2 separate regions of the Homo sapiens genome follow, and region 1 is linked to region 2. Evidence: chromatin loops called from intact Hi-C (ENCODE). Cell type or tissue: gastrocnemius medialis. All regions are shown on one strand. Links, peaks and the distances in the headings refer to the core of each region. The heading gives the core; the rest is flanking DNA.

Evidence for each region. Peaks named below come from ENCODE experiments on the same cell type or tissue, not always from the same donor. Only the 100,000 strongest peaks of a DNase experiment are listed, where the experiment ranks them.
Region 1: it touches region 2 in a loop (2.9-fold over the local background); 4 of 110 quality-filtered maps call a loop at or near these places.

Annotation. Positions count from the first base shown.
Region 1 is chr6:144,263,024-144,268,409 of GRCh38, reverse strand. No RefSeq gene overlaps it. Among named protein-coding and RNA genes, the nearest start is that of UTRN, 20 kb to the left of the region's middle. RefSeq lists enhancers at 1,504-2,237, 2,238-2,971 and a silencer at 4,531-4,731. In gastrocnemius medialis, for the core only: no CTCF peak of the experiment used is centred there; DNase peaks (open chromatin) are centred at 2,089 and 2,831; H3K27ac peaks cover 2,560 bases.
Region 2 is chr6:144,331,405-144,336,790 of GRCh38, reverse strand. All of the region lies in intron 2 of UTRN (utrophin), which reads right to left. Among named protein-coding and RNA genes, the nearest start is that of UTRN, 49 kb to the right of the region's middle. RefSeq lists an enhancer at 4,860-5,386. In gastrocnemius medialis, for the core only: no CTCF peak of the experiment used is centred there; DNase peaks (open chromatin) are centred at 2,260 and 2,560; H3K4me3 peaks cover 685 bases; H3K27ac peaks cover 1,331 bases.

The sequences.
Region 1 (5,386 bases), core at 105-5,104, 68 kb after region 2:
GATTGTTCATTATATATTTTTTACATATCTACATTATCAATGTCCAATCCTACCACTGTACTTGAACTTGCCTTTGTACTTGAACTGTTGTATTGGCGTCTTAACTAGCCTCACTCAAACAACTCTTCCTCCTTCAATCCATCCTACACTTTGCCATCAAATCAACTTGTAAACATGGTAATCATGTTATTCAAAAATCTTCAATGGCTCCCAATTGCTTACAAGATAAAACTGGCCATTTATCTAATATCTAATAATATCAGTGTGTAATGGCCATTTATCTATAGTCTAATACCAACCCATGCTGGATACTCTGAGACTTTTCTAGTCACTTTTTGTTGAACATCTTTTACAGCTCACCCCCATGTCACTCTGTTCTTTCATCTGGAGTGCCTGCTCATATTAATGTAGCGCAAGTCTACCTTCTCGTTGAAGCTTTTCCTGAGTACTCATCTCATAATGATTGTGTCCTTTGGATTCTTCACACTTACTGTGAGTACCATCATTTAAAACATATCAGATACTGCCTTTTATAGTTGTCTTCTGTTTATATATTGAGTCTCCTAAACAAATGATAAGCTCCTTGAGGGCCCAGAGGCTGTCTGATCCCACCATGTAGAGTCACGTGGTATGTGTCCATTAAATAACTGACTGATAATGGGAAAGACTTTTTTTTTTTTTGAGACGGAGTTTTGCTCATGTCACCCAGGCTGGATTGCAGTGGCACAATCTCAGCTTGCTGCAACCTGTGCCTCCCAGGTTCAAATGATTCTCCTGCCTCAGCCTCCCAATTAGCTGGGATTACAGGTGCCTGCCACCACAACCAGATAATTTTTGCATTTTTAGTAGAAATGGGTTTTCACGATGTTGGCCAGGCTGGTCTTGAACTCCTGACCTTGTGATCTGCCTGTCTCGGCCTTCCAAAGTGCTGGGATTACAGGCGTGAGCCACCGCGCCAGGCCCAGGGGAAGACATTTTTCACTGACCCTTTCAATTGCCATGTAGATACTCAGCATTTAAATATATGTACATGGGGGTGGGGGGTGAACAATAAAAGACTCAAATTGGATTCAGTGTATACTGCTCGGGAGATGGGTGCACCAAAGTCCCACAAATCACCACTAAAGAACTTACTCACGTAACCAAATACCACCTGTTCCTCAAAAACCTATAGAAATAAAAAATTTTAAAGGAAATAAAAAACAAAAAACCAAAGGTATGTGTTTTGTTCAGGAGGGTAAAACATTGATTAACTTAAGACTTTATTAAATTACACACTTCATTAAAGTACACACATATATACATGCGTATATATATGTATGTGTGTGTATATACATTTTTATATATATGCTATAAATTCTAGGACATCCCATAAAATATAAAAAACAAAGATATAAGTTCTAAACTAGTAAAAGAAAAAAATAGAATAAGAAAAAATAAAACATGAAATGTAATCCAAAAAAGTAAAGAAGGAATATAAAAGAATGTAGAAAAGGCGGAACAATAGAATGCATAAAATAAAATGGTAGAAATGGAATCCAAATTAAATATATATATAATAATGTGAATTTACTTAATGCTGCTGTATCGTACATTTAAAAATGGGTAAGATGATAAATTTTATGTCATGTGTATTTTACTACAGTTAAAATTTAAATATATGTGCCAAAGTTTATGTTTTATATCTGAAAATTTTAATGTAATTTTGATTTGGATAACCAACTATAAATGAGTTGGAAGAAAATACTGGGTTTTCTGAGCTAACAGAGTCCTAGCTCTGTCAGAGGCCATTTATGTGACCTTAGGCAAGTTGCTTAACTTTTTGAGCCTCCACTGCCTGGCCTGTAGGATGAGTGGATGGATCCACTAGAAGACCTCCCAAGGCCCACCGAGTTCTAATAGTCTGTAATGTTACATCTCTCCGGAGAGCACACGTCATCTTTAAGAATTATGGGAGAAAATCCTCTACCTGGCTCCTGTCCCAGAATTGCAAACTGAGCCACACTAAGTGAACAGAACCTGTTCCACTCCCAGCCCTGCGGCTTCTAAAAACAGTTTTGAAACTGGTAGCAGCTGTGAATTTGGAGGACTCTGCTTCTGCCCCACCCCAGCTGTGCCTCTGTTTTGGGAATTCCGGCTGAGCTTGTACTCAGCCAGCATCCTGTCCTAGTAGCACTAACTGTACCTAGGCTTACTGGAAAGGGATAACCCTTTCGGGAGTCCACTTACCAAGTCTCTATTTCCAGCTCCTCCTGCTGGATGGGGGAGGGGTGGGAAAAAGAGCCTTTTCTTCCTTCAACTTCAAGACAACAGGGAGTGTTTGGGGAACAGGTCTAATTAATTAGCTCAGCAAGATTTTTGAGCCGTTTATTAACTTCAGATTTTAAGAGTTGGGACATTTGTCTGTTCTGCAGTTCCAAAATCTTTTAAAATATATATATTTTTCAATTTTCCCACTTTGGGGAAAAAATACTGTTCTGATGGTTGTTCTTTGAAATTAATTATGAAAGCTGAGATTGTTGGGGGTTTTTGTTTGTTTGTTTTTTGTTTTTTTGCTTTTTTCCAAAGTAAGAGCAGTTTTTGCATATTTGCAAAAATCTCTAGTTCATTTTTTAGCTCAGGGTAGTTATAATAACTACCCTGATATACAAATTTATCAACCAAAAAGGCAGTTAATATGAATAGTCTTTAAGAGTGCTAGCACACTGTAAAATCCCAAAGGCCCAACTTCTAAATGCAAAGGAGGGGGGTGGGGATTGTCATCTTAATTGTAGATCACTCGCCTACCAAGGCTTACCCGGAGTCCTGAACAATGGGGAAAGCCAAATACTTTAGGCCTGAGATCACCCGACTGTCAACCAACCTTCGTTTAAAAAGAGAAGCGAAAGAGGAAGATAGAAAAAATTTCTTCTGTCATTTTCTTAATAAGTATTTAAGTGTTTAGTGACCTGCTGATTTCTCTATGGGATTTAAGGCTATTTATATAAAGATTAAATAACATTGAAACTAAGTGAATGAGAAAACCTGTGCTAAAGAAAAATTATAGATTGGAAAGAAAAGAGATTAAGACACAAAAATATATGAGGAAATTTTTGCATATTTCTTTGGTGAGAATAAATACTCATTTAATCATCACTAAATGTTATTTGTTACCAGGACGGTACTAGTAAAAGGCTCTTCAAGAGCTATTCTGTTACGTGGCCCACTCCAGCTGTGTCAGAGCCCTGCATATTTTGCTTATCTTCCTTTGGCTCACGATAAGGTAATGAATACCAGAGTGTAGTTTGTTTAATATTAACCTGAGGGGTCGATGCCATTAACAGAGCCAAGATTCCAGGGACAAACCCCTTTAAATTCTAGAAGTTGCAATTTTCATTTTTCTTTGTGATCGGTTAACTGTCTCCAGTTGGCTGGGTGAATAGTATGGTTTCTACATGGTACCTTCCTGAACTTGACCTCCAGCCTCTCAGTGGTTACCTTGAGAAGCCAAGTGTTTGGATCCTGCCAGTGATCCAGTGGTTGCATTCATTTTTCTGGTTCTGTTGAAAGGAGGTTTTTCTGTCAGAGCTTTTGTTTCTAATATCACTTGTATAGTTTTGTGATGACGCTGCAGTTTCTTTAGAACACTTCAATACCATCTTGAGTTTTTCCCACAAATTCCATAACCAACACATGACACATTTTTAACATATTAAGAGTAGAACTGATTTTCTTTAATCTAGAAAATGTTCCTAAAAAGGAAACTCAATCCCAGCTTGTCTATCAGTTTCCCCTAAAACTAAGCTTTTCTCTGTTTAAGCATGATGTTCCTTCAGTGTTCAAGCTGGGATGTAGGTGGGAAAGTGTGCCGAAGAATTCTTCCAGAGGAGAGAGTATAAATGTTTCTACAGCCCTTTGACTAATCAGAGATAGAAAACCAGGGGCTGGGTGACAGCTCATACACTAAAGAATTCTAGCACTGGAAAAGAATGCTGCCCTCCGGCCAGTGCTTTCACAGCTACGTTTCCTCCCTCAAAGTTGGCCTTGGGTAAACATGGAGGAATAGGCATCAAGAGTGGAAGGCTGACATCAAAGAAGGAAGAGAGAGGCAAGAAAGAGAATTCGACTCCGGGGTTCTTTTTTGGCCACCTTGTCCCATTGTAAGAGCATGTATTCCAATTTTTACTCAGCAGAGAAGGTGACCATAAAGGTGAAAAACAGATTTCTCTCCTTCTATTTTAAGTAGAGCATTTCTCTCCTATTAGAGGAATCTCTCCTAAGGATTCCTCTCCTACTAGAGGAATCTCTCCTAAGTAGGAGGATTTCTCTCCTACTATTTTAAGTAGAAATCCATTTAAATTTATTTTGTGAACATTTAAGTAATTGTTTGCATATTTCTGTCTAAACAGAAGAGACCACAGACCACCTCAGAGCGCATGCCCTGGCTCTAGGTTCCGCTCCCATTTGCCAGTTGTGACATCAGGAAAATATTCAACCTCTCAGTTTTCATCATACCTACTTCATAAGAGTGATGGAGGATTAAACGAATATAATACATAAACCCATTTAGCATAACTCTGAAGACATAGTATTCAATAAGTGATTTTCATTCTTAACATTTTATTCAAAAGTACCTGATACATAGTCAATACCTATTTTGAATGTTTTCCTTTGGTTTTATTATGAGCCTGGGCTAATGCCTATAAACATCTTATTTCATTCTCAAACCTTATAAATAGGTGTGATACGTATTTTGCAGATAAAGAAACTGAATCTTAGTGCAATGCACTGAATGTTTGTGTCTCTCCAAATTCAATGTTGAGGCCTTAATCCCCAATGGGATGGTATTTGGAGGTGGGACCCTTTGGGAAGTGTTAGGTTTAAATGAAGTCATAATGTTACTAGAGGAGGGTGCCCAGGTTCTTGGCACCTTGCACAAAGAATTGGACAAAACGCACCAACAAAGCAGGGAAAGAATGAAGAAATTTATTGAAAATGAAAGTGCACTCCACAGTGTGGGAGCGGGCCCAAGCATAGGGGCTCTAGGGCACCATTACAGAATTTGTAGGGGTTTAAATACCCTCCAGAGGATTCCATTGTTTACTTGGTGTACACCTCATGTAAATGGACAGGATGAAATAAAGTTACAAAGTCGTTTGCTCAGCGAATGCCCTGTGGAGAGGATATTTCCTGTCACAGCTGAAGTGTGAATCGGCCTTATGTTCCGTGCCTCCAGACCCTAATTTCCTGCCTCAATATGGGTGGGGCCCTCATGATGGAATTAGTGCCCTTATAAAAGAGGGAGAGACCAGAGACCAGAGCCCTTTCTTTCCCCGATATGTGAGGATATAGCAAGAAGGTGTCTGTCTTCAAACTAGAAAGAAGCCCTTCACCAGGTACCAAATTG
Region 2 (5,386 bases), core at 111-5,110:
AACGAAATTGATAAAAACAACCCAAATACTTCAAAAAGAAAGGAATTTTAAAATATTACTTTAAAAAAAAAAGAAAGAGGGAGTAATTTTTCTGGACTGTCTCCATAATCTGTTTTTATAAATCAGGTGGCAACCTGCTGGGCTGTGGAACAAAGGTCAGCAAGTGAGTTTTCTCGAAGCACACTTGCTGTCATAGTAAGGAAAATTTTTCTAGTTTCTAGTGAGCTCTAGAACTTTCAAGCTTCATGGGAAGGTGTGAAGAAGAGACACCTAGAAATTATTCTTTGGTGTTGGCAGGAAAAAAAATGTGTCCAAGTGTCCTACAGGGCCACCAGCCTATGAACCCCAATGTGGTCTTCATAATATTTTGTTCCTTGGTCACCTACAGTCACAATCTCTACCTCAGAAAACTTGTGCCACTGCCTGTCTTCTGGCTGGCTCTCCACAGGTGAGTGTGCTGACGTCCCCAAGCCCTGAAGGTTGTTTACTGTCATTCAGCTTGCCCGTGGCGATGTCGGAGTCTGGATTGAAGTTCCCACCATATCAGGATCACCCTCCATGAGGCAACACTTTCCCTACCTACAACCTGTCTTCCACTGGCCACCACCTGCCGCAGCCCAGCAGACACACCTGTAGGCATCTCAGCCCTGATCACAGCATCTGTGTGCTTCCTCTTGCAAATGCCCACATGCAAATCTGAGGATGTTGGCCACTCAGAAGATGTGGGTATTAACATGTGTGAGTCATCTGTAGATCCTGCCGCAGCTGGTACCACACAAAGATAGTCCTGTCTAAACTATGGGCACACCCACCCACTCTCATGTGTCCTATCTCTACTTGGGAATGAGACATAATCATCTACTTGTGACAACTTAGAGCCAAGAGTGAGGAGACAATGAAGAATATAGGTGTTCATTAGACAGAACTGATGCTGAGGAACTGACCAGAGGTATTTCAAATCAGCTCCAGGGTTTCCAAGATGATATAAAGACAGTTCCAGGATGATATTAAGAGGTGGTCAGGTAAGAACTAGAGAATTCAAGTCACAATTATCACTTGAGAGTTTATTTATGAGCCACGAGATTCAGCAGTGGGTTCACAGTGCCAGAGTTCCTGGAAAGAGCATTTGAGAGAGCCAGGCAGCTGATAGGTTTAAGCAGTGCCTACTCTGTTCCATGCAGTACAGCAGTGAAAGAGCCGGTTCCCAGGCCAGGCAAGGCAAGTGCTATAGATGGAGAGTTGAGGGACCTGCCATATCATTGCCTCAGGAATCGGGTTCAACTACGGAGGCAGGTCAGAGCATGCCAAAAAGGGGAAAGGAGAAGTCAGAGGCTGAGGAAACAGGTGGGAGTGAGTGCTGCAGAGGCAAGACAGGCACAAACAACCTGTTATTAAAATGCTCTACAGAGTTGCAAAGGAGCGGGTGGCAGATGGGAGGAGGGAACTCAGAAACAATGTCAGAAGGTACAAAGGAGAAAGGGCGATCCAGAAATAAGACAAGAACAAAGCTGGGCTCTCTTATTCCAGGACAGTGGTCAACAAGCCATTCCTGAGTTTGCAAGTCAGGACCACTTATGTGCCATTTCACATTAAACTTCACTTTCCATGAAATTTTTCTCTGCCAGAGAATGTCCAGTAGTAAATCTGTCTATCTATAAAAGTATAAATAAATTAAACATGGCAAAGTTGGTTTTAAATAAGGAATGTTAGACTACCGTAACTTTCTGGAGGTTGTCAATGAACTATAGTACTGGAACTACGGATGTTCCTACTTGATCATCAGGATATAATTTGGTCTGTATTCACTTTTAGAGATCTCTGAACTTCAAAGTTCGTTCAATTTATTTTCACTGATGCCTTCAAAATTCTTAAAAGTTAAGTTGTGTCAATATTTCAACTCTCACTTGAAAAATGAGGTTATTGAGGTTTCAGGACACAAAGTAAAACACCAAATTCGTGCTGTGAGTGGATTTAAACCTCAGGGCCAGCTCCCAGCTATTGAGCCGTTCCTTCAGCCATAGCATGCATCTTGCAAAGCAGCTCCCTGGCTTTCGAGAGCATTGCCTGAACCAACATGAAGCCTAGAGATGTCAAAGTTATGTTTATGAAAGTAAATGATACTATGCAATACCTCCTGTCTTCCTCAGTCATAGCCAAACAGCAAATGAAGCCAAGAGGAAATACATGTTCCTCAATAGCAGTAAGGTTCCAGGTATCAGGTGGCGGCAGCAGCTGCTGAAAGCCTGTTCCACTTCACCCCTCCCCTAGAACCCCAAACTCGGGCACAAACCCACGCCTCAAACTCTTGAGGCTGCCCGGATTATGAGTCTTTCGGCGACAGATGACAGAGTGACGCAACACTACCACTCCCGGGGGCGCTAAAATCATAGCCTTGACGGAACAGGAAGGTGGTTACTCTTCACAGAAGCTACTAATCTGCTGCCCCCACCCTGCCTCACCACCCCCACCCCCCCCAAACACACACCGGAAAGAGGGAGGAGGAAAAGGAAATGAAAGCAAGTGACTCTAGGGTCTGGATTTCATATGCAAGAATAGCCAGCAACAGGTGCAGCATTCCGGTGAAATTAAGACACTCAAAGCACCATTTGCCTCCACAGCATAAAGAGCCCAGGCACAGAAACCCAACATTAGGCAATGATGTCAGAAGTGCAAATCATCATCATTCTCTAGCCAGCAGCAATTTTGTAGGGAAAAAAATAAAAGGGCATTTGTCTGTTGATACATAATTTCTTTTAATTTAGGAGTCCTCTCTTAAAATAGTTTGAAAATAATCTTAGCATCGATCATCAATGTACTTTTTTAATACCTAGTGACTATCACAGTGCCTAGCACATAGTAGGTGGGTGGATAAATATTTACTGAACGAATGAATAAAATGAGATATTTACTGAACGAATGAATAAAATGAGAGGTAAACAAAAAATTTTCTTCACAAATAAAGATAACCAAAATCTACACTAGTATATAAGTGTATCTTTTTCCCCATTTCTCCAAGAACAGAACAAAAGGTTGGAATCAGTAGCCAAGGACACTGGCTTCATCATGTTGTTGATGAACACATCAGGAGATGCAAACCGTCCACCCCTGGCTGAAACTGAGAAGCCCGATCTGCCACCCCTTGGGTGATCTATGCAGGGAATTCTCATCTGCAGAAGATCCAATGGGAAAAACAATCACAATCATTTAAGCAATCCACCTTTAGATTTTCCTTTCTTTCAATGTGCCATTTCACATAACATTTTTTTTACCTGGCATTATAAGAGAATTTACAAGATAAGTGTTGCTGTATGATCTTCTTCAACATGACAGAAATCATCAACTCATAATATGTTATGGAAAATGTCTTATACTGTGTGTGACATGCTATATGAAAAATCTGAATGTGAATAAGACGGTATAGAAATGAAGCTATTTTATGGGCTCTAAAAACTGACAGAATCAGTAGAGAACAAAGAGCAATAAAAATGAGCCCATCAATGGGAGAAGGTCTGTTATGGGAAGACTGTATTGAATTAAAAGGTTAATATCAGGCTGAGCTCAGTGGCTCATACCTGTAATCCCAGCACTTTGGGAGGCCGAGGTGGGTGGATCACCTGAGGTCAGGAGTTCGAGACAGGCCTGGCCAACATGACAAAACCCCATCTCTACTAAAAATACAAATACGAAAATTAGCCACGTGTGGTGGTGGGAGCCTGTAATCCCAGCTACTTGGGAGACTAAGGCAGGAGAATTGGCTGGAATCCGGGAAGTGGAGGTTGCAGTGAGCCAAGATCGCACCACTGCACTCCAGCCTGAGTGACAGAATGAGACTCCATCTCAAATAAATAAATAAATAAATAAATAAATAAATAAATAAATAAATAAAAGGTTAATATCAGCATGAGAACATTACTGATTACGTAAGTTGAAAGGTTTCAGTAAGTTAAAAATAATGATATTAATTATAAGAATAAAGTGTTCAAAGCACAGATAAGAGTAAATCACCAAAATTATCAGGTTTTAGAGAACTGAGAATATACATAAAAAATAGTGTCATAAATAACTTTACAAAATTACTATTAAAAACGGTTTGACTTAATGATACTCTTTGTTCAATTTTTTTAATCTATGAATTTTTCTTGTGTTTGTAACTTAAGTATTCTGAGTAGGAGTTCTCTCTTCCCTATATATTCAATTTAAAGAATCCTTAGATTTTTTCAAGTTAACTTCCAAAGATCCAAAATACTCCCACTTTGTTTTACTTTGAGGTAATACCCAAAGGTCTTGACTAGGGTTCTTAATGGAGATCCTAAGTGGCTAGTTAAGAATTACCTCAAATTTCAAAGAATAAACAGGAATAGCAAGTCTATTACAAATGCTTTTGTTCTTTTAAGTGACTCCGCCTTTTCATTCATTCATTCACTCATTCATTCATTCACAAGGATCTATCATCCCTACAGAACAGGCACCGTACAAGGCACTATGGACACAATCGTGAACAAGACAACCTTGGTCCCTGCCCATATGGAGAGCACAGTCTTGGGGACCTATCAACACTAAAGTAAACAAACAAGTGAACAAAAGCAATGAGCAATGGTGACAAGTGTGGATGGTGGAGACAACAGCACAAAATCTACTTCAGGTGGGTGTCAGGACAGGCTTCTCTAAGCAGGTGCAATTTCATCCAATGCCCAATCCCAGAAGGAGGAGAAGGAGATAGCCAAGAGCTGGGGGCCGGTATTCCAGGTGGAGGAAAGACCCTGTAAACAGAGGTTGTTCCCAGAGCTGAAAGCTGACCAGTGTGGCTGGATGGGGCAATGATGGACAGTGAGCAAGGAGGTGCATTATACATTTGAAAATGGCATCTCACCATATGATTCACTGAATATTTGCCTTTCCAAACACTTTCTCCTCAGCCTGGAATTCTTCCCTTCCACATTCCTCTCTACCACTTTGCAAGTCACTTCTCTGGGAAACATTCCTTGACCCTCTGAGGAAGAGCAAAACTCCGGGAGTTTATCCTTCCTGACCTGTGGTCCCACAGCACATAGTATGTATCATGAGCACACGTCTTACCACGCTGCTGAATCGCTGCGTTTGAAAGCCTGCAAGCAGAGATCTTGCTTGTCTGCCTCCCAGCAGCCTATCACGTAACTTGGCACCAGCAGAGAGAAATAAATGACAGTGAACGAACCAAGAGATAAATGGACAAATTAAATGGATGCAGGGGCACTAATTAACTACTCAATTGTTGGAGATTTGGAATAGCGCCAAGGTTACAGCTCCTTAACTCATTTACAGTTTAATTTCTACCCCATATGACTTTCATACAACAGACACTTTTCGGTAAATCTTTTTCCATCACGGAGAAGTGATGGAATAACTT